Linked DNA regions of Homo sapiens: region 2 is linked to region 1. The links are chromatin contacts, found by Hi-C or POLR2A ChIA-PET in ENCODE. All regions are on one chromosome and are shown on one strand. The core of a region is the stretch at or near the end of the contact, and the rest is flanking DNA. Distances in the headings are between cores, read along the strand shown. Region 1 holds the start of SLC25A5-AS1 (SLC25A5 antisense RNA 1). Region 2 holds the start of C1GALT1C1 (C1GALT1 specific chaperone 1).

Evidence for each region. Hi-C counts contacts between places; a loop is a spot of excess contacts on that map. ChIA-PET counts read pairs that join two places held with the same protein, here RNA polymerase II (POLR2A). Pooled maps may share reads with other maps.
Region 2: a loop to region 1 is called in a pooled map, with 15 times the contacts of the local background. The contact joins the promoter of C1GALT1C1 here to the promoter of SLC25A5-AS1 in region 1. A Hi-C loop is called at or near these places in 1 of 37 single-sample maps with no recorded cell type and 9 of 50 pooled maps. POLR2A ChIA-PET finds 5 or more read pairs at or near these places in 1 of 52 experiments (PC-9).

Annotation. Positions count from the first base shown.
Region 1 is chrX:119,467,579-119,470,601 of GRCh38, reverse strand. It overlaps SLC25A5-AS1 (SLC25A5 antisense RNA 1), which reads left to right and starts at 1,482. Exons shown (of 1, transcript NR_028443.1): 1 at 1,482-3,023. SLC25A5 (solute carrier family 25 member 5) reads right to left here and starts at 2,158. Exons shown (of 4, transcript NM_001152.5): 1 at 1,976-2,158; 2 at 455-941; 3 at 89-229. The coding sequence starts at 2,086. RefSeq lists silencers at 1,369-1,608, 2,099-2,478.
Region 2 is chrX:120,628,473-120,631,803 of GRCh38, reverse strand. It overlaps C1GALT1C1 (C1GALT1 specific chaperone 1), which reads left to right and starts at 1,750. Exons shown (of 2, transcript NM_001011551.3): 1 at 1,750-1,887. RefSeq lists a silencer at 1,513-1,782 and an enhancer at 1,442-2,369.

The sequences.
Region 1 (3,023 bases), core at 233-2,732:
ACAGCCATTTTAAAGGTATGTATCACCAGTTTGTGGCAGCAGATTGCCCCACGACTACAACTTTATCTTCTGCTCAAGTGGAACTTACTTCCTTTGCGCCCTGACTGCATCATCATGCGGCGGCGAACAGTGTCAAATGGATAGGAAGTCAACCCGGCAACAGCAGTGACAGTCTGTGCGATCATCCAGCTGATGACGATGTGAGTGTTCTTGGGATCCGGAAGCATTCCTGGGAATAGGAAAGAGATGCTTTTACCAAAAAGCAGAGTTTTACTGACTTCCTTTCCCCACATCCCCTAAACACGTCATCTGTACACAAGGGTTGCATTGGATGATCTTGGCTTCCTTTAGCAATTAAAAAAACAACTCTTTAGCTCTTGGACTGTTAGGTTGGTACAATGCTCTTTTAAACTGTCTCCTAAGAACACAACGTTAAAGCCCACAGCAAACTTACCCTTTGCAGTGTCATAGATACCGAAGTAGGCGGCTCGGTAGATGATAATACCCTGCACAGACACGTTAAAGCCTTGGTACAGGCCCTTAATCCCATCAGATTTGTAGATCTTAACCAGGCAGTCACCGAGGCCTCGGAATTCCCTTTCAGCTCCAGCTTTACCCACATCAGCTGCTAGACGGGTACGGGCAAAATCAAGAGGGTACACAAAACACAGGGATGTGGCCCCTGCGGCACCACCCGATGCCAGATTCCCTGCAAAGTAGAGCCAAAACTGGGTTCTCTTGTCCACACCACCCAGGAAGATCTGCTTGTATTTATCTTTGAAGGCGAAGTTAAGAGCCTGGGTGGGGAAGTATCTGATGACATTGGCCAGGTTACCGCGCCAGAAGGACAGAACTCCCTGCTCCTTGGGAATACGGACCACGCAGTCTATAATGCCTTTGTATTGCTTATCTGCAGTGATCTGCTTGCTGGCATGCTGCACCTAACAGACAGGAAGGAAGCCAACAGGGACAGTTATAACCATGGGGAAGGGAAAGAGAAGAGCTTATGCCATCTCGATCAATGCCCTTTAAGGTAGGCTCCCCTCTCTCAAATCTAGTCTTCGTATATCATACTGGCTGGACCCTCCCAACCCTCTGAGGCTGTCACAGGGGAAGAGGTGATCTGCACCAGTAGCATTAAGCCTCCACCCCTCTGAGTGGAGAGGGGGCATCCTCCAGCGGACCCGTGACCTTCAGACCTAGGAGAAAGGTCATTACCTCAAACCCAGGTTCAGAGGCATTAGGGCGAGTCCCACATAGGGCGCGGTCACCTTGGGGACCGCAGCCTACGCCTCAAGTCTCCTGAGCTGCTTCCGTCTCGCTCCGCCCCCACTCCGCTCCCAGAGGTGACCCGAGCGCCGCCGCCGCCAGCCCTACACGCTAGCCCAGGAGCGCCCTCTAGAGCCGGCACTGGAGAGCGCGCGGCGCAGGGAGGCAGGCGGAGACGCGGCGGCAGCGGCCGCGGCTGCGCGGGGGCGGACGTAAAAGGCACACGCGCTTCCCGGCGCCGGCTTCCGGCCCGGCGAGGTTTGAGCGCGTCCGCGGGCTGGGAGGCCGCTGGACCCGGGCGCATGGCCTCCCCCGGGCAGTTATCTCCTTGCCGCGACCTTGAGGTCTTCGGTAAGAACTGGCGTTCCTCTTTCTAACGCCGGCTTTCGGCCTTCGCCCTTGACGCCCAGGCCCGGGGAGGCCGTCACTCAGAAACTGCTCCATCCGAGTCCGCCGCCTCGGAGATGCCGAGAGCCTGGTCCTGCCCTCTGCCCCCGGCCCCTTCCTAGACTCACTACTTCAGGTCACTAAAGGCGCCTCCCACCAGTTTGACTTCTGTTCTGCCTCTGCGCCCCGCTCTGGCCTCTCCTAAGCCGCTTCCCTGGCCATGTCTTTAGAGTTCGCTCCCCGCCACCCCTCGGGCGCCCGCCTTCTGTGCGACCCTTCCCCCCACTTCCTGGTTGGGCTCCTGGATCCCAGGACGTACCTGCAGCAGCAGCTTGACCCGCTCGATGGGCGCTACCGCCGTCTTGGAGATGGCTGCGGCCACTCCACCTGCCAGGAAGTCCTTGGCGAAGGACACAGCGGCATCTGTCATGTTGAAAGAGGAGGCAGACTGCTGCAGGACGGGACTGGGCCGGGAACCGGCTTTGACTCCGGCGCTGCGGGGCGGAGCGAAGCAAATGGCCGATTTATATAGGGGGAGCCGGAGCTGGAGCGGCAGGCGTCGGAGGCGGGGCCGGGGCGGGGTCTGGGCCCCGGCGCGCTGGGCGGCAGAGCCGCTGAGTGGCCCAGCTCGCAGGAGGAGGAGTCGTGGAGGGCGGGCCGGGACTGCTCTCCGCGCCGCCCGTGCTCGCCCTCGGCACCTGACCCGGCGAGAGGAAGGGGCGGGTCCAGAGAACACCCGGGACTTGAACGCTGGACCCTGAGAGAGGCCTCGGAGAGGGGAGGAAGGGTGAGGTCACGATGTGCCTGGACAAAAACCCTTGGAGCAGGACCAGGACTAGGGTGAGACGCATTTGCTACAGGGATGCCAAAAGAACCCTTCAGTCATCGAGATAAACAGTAGTCAATGCGATACTTTAAAAAAGTCGTATGGGCAAACTACATCCTACTGGCCGGCCCCCTTGTTTTGTAAATAAAGTTTAATTGGAGTGTCAAGGCTGGGTTTAGGGTGAGGCAAGCGAGACAAGGTCATGCAAGTGCAGGTTGGGATCCTGTCTGTATTTCAAATGTTGATCATTTGTTCATCATGGATTTTTGCATTGCTTCTGATTTTTTTAAAATAGTACATGAAAAATCATTTGTCTTAATTACTGAGTTGTTTTTCACCAAGGTGAATGCCTCACTCTTCCCACTCTAGACCGTGTGCTGTCCTGGAGCCAGTGAAACCAGACGAAATTAAGGGAACAGCAGACGAAGGAACTGCCACCGTGCCCCAGACCCTGGTTTGCAAATACAGTTCGACAAAGATCTTGCCAGGAATTGGCCTGGGAGAGTCCAAAGGACTGGGCTGGGGGTGGGGAAATGATTTT
Region 2 (3,331 bases), core at 501-3,000, 1.2 Mb before region 1:
TCCTGCCTCAGCCTCCCGAGTAGCTGGGACTACAGGCGCATGCCACCGCGCCCGGCTAATTTTTTGTATTTTTAGTAGAGACAGGGTTTCACCGTGTTAGCCAGGATGGTCTTGATCTCCTGACCTCAGGTGATCCACCTGCCTCGGCCTCCCACAGTTTTGGGATTACAGGCGTGAGCCACTGCGCCTGGCCAAAAATGAATTTTAAAAGACAGATCGGTGGCTCACACCTGTAATCCCAGCACTGTGGAAGGCCGAGGCGGGTGGAACACCTGAGGTCAGGAGTTCGAGACCAGCCTGGCCAACACGGCGAAACCCCGTCTCTACTAAAAAAAAAAATAATAATAACCAGACGTGGTGGCGCACACCTGTAATCCTAGCCACTAGGGAGGCTGAGGCAGGAGAATCACTTGAACCCGGGAGGCAGAGGCTGCAGTGAACCGAGATCCCGCCATTGCACTCCAGCCTGGGCAAAAAGAACGAAACTCGGTCTCAAAAAAAAAAAAAAAAAAAAGAGACACATCAAATATTTCGTGGAAAGAGAGCTCTGCACTCTTAATTAGAAGACCTGGGGGCCGTGCGCAGTGGCTCAAGCCTGTAATCCCAGCACTTTGGGAGGCCGAGGCGGGTGGATCACCTGAGGTCAGGAATTCAAGACCAGCCTGGCCAACCCCGTCTCTACTAATAATACAAAAATTAGCCGGGCGTGGTGGCGGGCGTCTGTAATCCCAGCTGCTAGGGAGGCTGAGGTAGAAGAATCGCTTGAACCCGGGAGGCAGAGGTTGCAGTGAGCCGAGATCGTGCCATTGCACTCCAGCCTGGGCAACAAGAGTGAAACTCCGTCTCAAAAAAAAAAAAAAAAGAGACCTGGATTCCAGTCCCACCTCTGCCATTAACTTGCTGTGTGGACTTTTGAAATTTCCTTATCCTTTTTAGGCCTGGTTCCTCAGCTGTAGTTCTAATATTCATTAATTCCACTAATATTTACTGTCCACTGCGTGCTGGCACTGTGGTTAAGTACTAGAAATACTGGGGTGAATAATAACAGCCAGTACTTTTTAGTAAATGCTTACTCTAGGCTTGAAATTTTGCTAAGGGAGTCATATGCACTATCTCATCTAATTTTCTATGAAATAGGCACTACTGTGACATTTTCTGTACTTTACAAATGAGGGAACTGAGGCACAGCGAGGTGAAATAACTTTCCTGGGATATCAAAAGGTGTGGTGAAGACAGGATTGGATTCCAGGCAGTGGGGCTTCAGATCTCATTCCAGTAATAATAGGAAACCGTTGGTGTCATAATTACGTGACTATTTCAGTGGCTTGCGTTTTGGTCTCAGCCCAGGAGTACTGGGGGGGTGGGCAATATGAGGGTTCAAGGACGCAGGGGTACATCAGAGAAACCATCAAGAGGTCTGATAAAAAGCGACACCGGGAGCAAGAATCTCTCGCTCTCGCAATTTCCATGCCAGGAAGGTGAAATGGGAGGTGTCAGCGAGTCGTACGCACGGCCTCTTCTCTGGACGCCCGTTGGGTAAAGGAGAGCGTCCGGGTCACGCAGGCCTATAGCAAGTCTCTGAACTCGGCAGGGGGCGGGGAGAAAGGGCACGCAGTGTGCGCGCAGCGGGCGCGCCGGCCCTTCCGACGCCTGCGCGGGCGGGCAAACGGACGGCTCCGCCCAGCCGCCGGCTCCTTTACCCCGCCCCACTACCCCCGCCTTCGCGGCGCTCGTTTCCTGGCGCTCCCCACCTTTAGCGAGACCAACGAGAGAACACCGCCTGCAGCTAGAACAGCCTGGTCAGGAGCGTAACGGAGTGGTGCGCCAACGTGAGAGGAAACCCGTGCGCGGCTGCGCTTTCCTGTCCCCAAGCCGTTCTAGACGCGGGTGAGTGGCGGGGCCTCGACCCCCACCCCAAGCGCACCCTGACTCCCCTCCCTCTCTTGGGGGAGGCCTGGGCCCCAGCCCTCTCCCAGCATGCTCCACGCGGGATGCTTGGGCAGGTGCAGCGGGAGGATTGTCAGCACAGGAGACCGAGAGTCTTCTTCCTGGGGGCGCTCTCTTGGTCCCTCAGAGGGATATCGAGGTTACCATGTCCTCCCTCTCACTTCTCTTCCCTATTTCGTCTTCGTTTTCCGTACTTCACCCCAACTACCTTCACCCAAAAAGGTTCATCTAAAAACCATTGGGGTAGTTTCTGTTTCATTTGTGCTCGTGTGCAGTTTTGTTTCCTTCTGCACAAAGTATCCTATCATATGCATCCCTAGTGTTATATTTTTTGCCTCTGTGATGGGGAAAAAATCTCCTTAGAATAATTTTTGCAAATTATTTTATTTAAAATGTGTAGACTTACTGAGTTTTGATCACTATTTTTGCAGCCAGGAGTAGGATCACCATCAGGAAGAATTCTGACACATATGCCATAATTGAGCAAAGAAACATGTGAATTATGTATTGGCCAGAAATAATGAAAACTGCGTGACATGAAATACAAAAATCCTATATAAATTAATCTTAGAGTGCACCTGACAATTCTTTTTCTTTTTTCTTTCTTTCTTTCTTTTTTTTTTTTGAAACAGAGTCTCGCTCTTGTTGCCCAGGCCGGAGTGCTGTGGTGCGATCTTGGCTCACTGCCTGCAACCTCCGCCTCCCGGGTTCAAGCAATTCTCCTGCCTCAGCCTCCTGAGTAGCTGGGATTACAGTCATATGCCACCATGCCCGGCTAATTTTTGTATTTTTAGTCGAGACAGGGTCTCACCATGTTGGCCAGGCTGGTCTTGAACTCCCTACCTCAGGTGATCCACCTGCCTCGGCCTCCCAAAGTGCTGGGATTACAGGCGTGAGCCACCGCACACAGCCGACAATTCTAATATTATGCCGAGCTTGTTTTCTGTCACTTCTCTTCTTGGAACTGTGTTTATTGACCAAGTTCTGTGAGTGACACAGGAAAGTCTTCCTGCCTCTTGCCCCACCCACCGCTCAGAAATTACATCTGCCAAGCTATTCCACACCTTGTCTTTCTGGTAGAAGTCAAAATTCCATTTCCTCTAGCAGAAAACCACAGGAGTGGTTTCCTTGTAGCAATATGGTGCTGTTGGGTGCAAAATATCAGTTATGGTCAACAGATCCCACTTTTTTCCCATTTGTATGAAAACAAGGATATTCAGTAACCCATTTATTAAACTCTAATGTGGTAGAAGCACTATGGCAATTATTCTTCTGTAATGGAAAAAAACCATTAAACTGATATTGAGAAATGTGGTTTCTAGTCCACTTATACCACTGTCTAACTGTGTGACTGAGTCAGTTATTTAACCTCTGTGGACTTCCA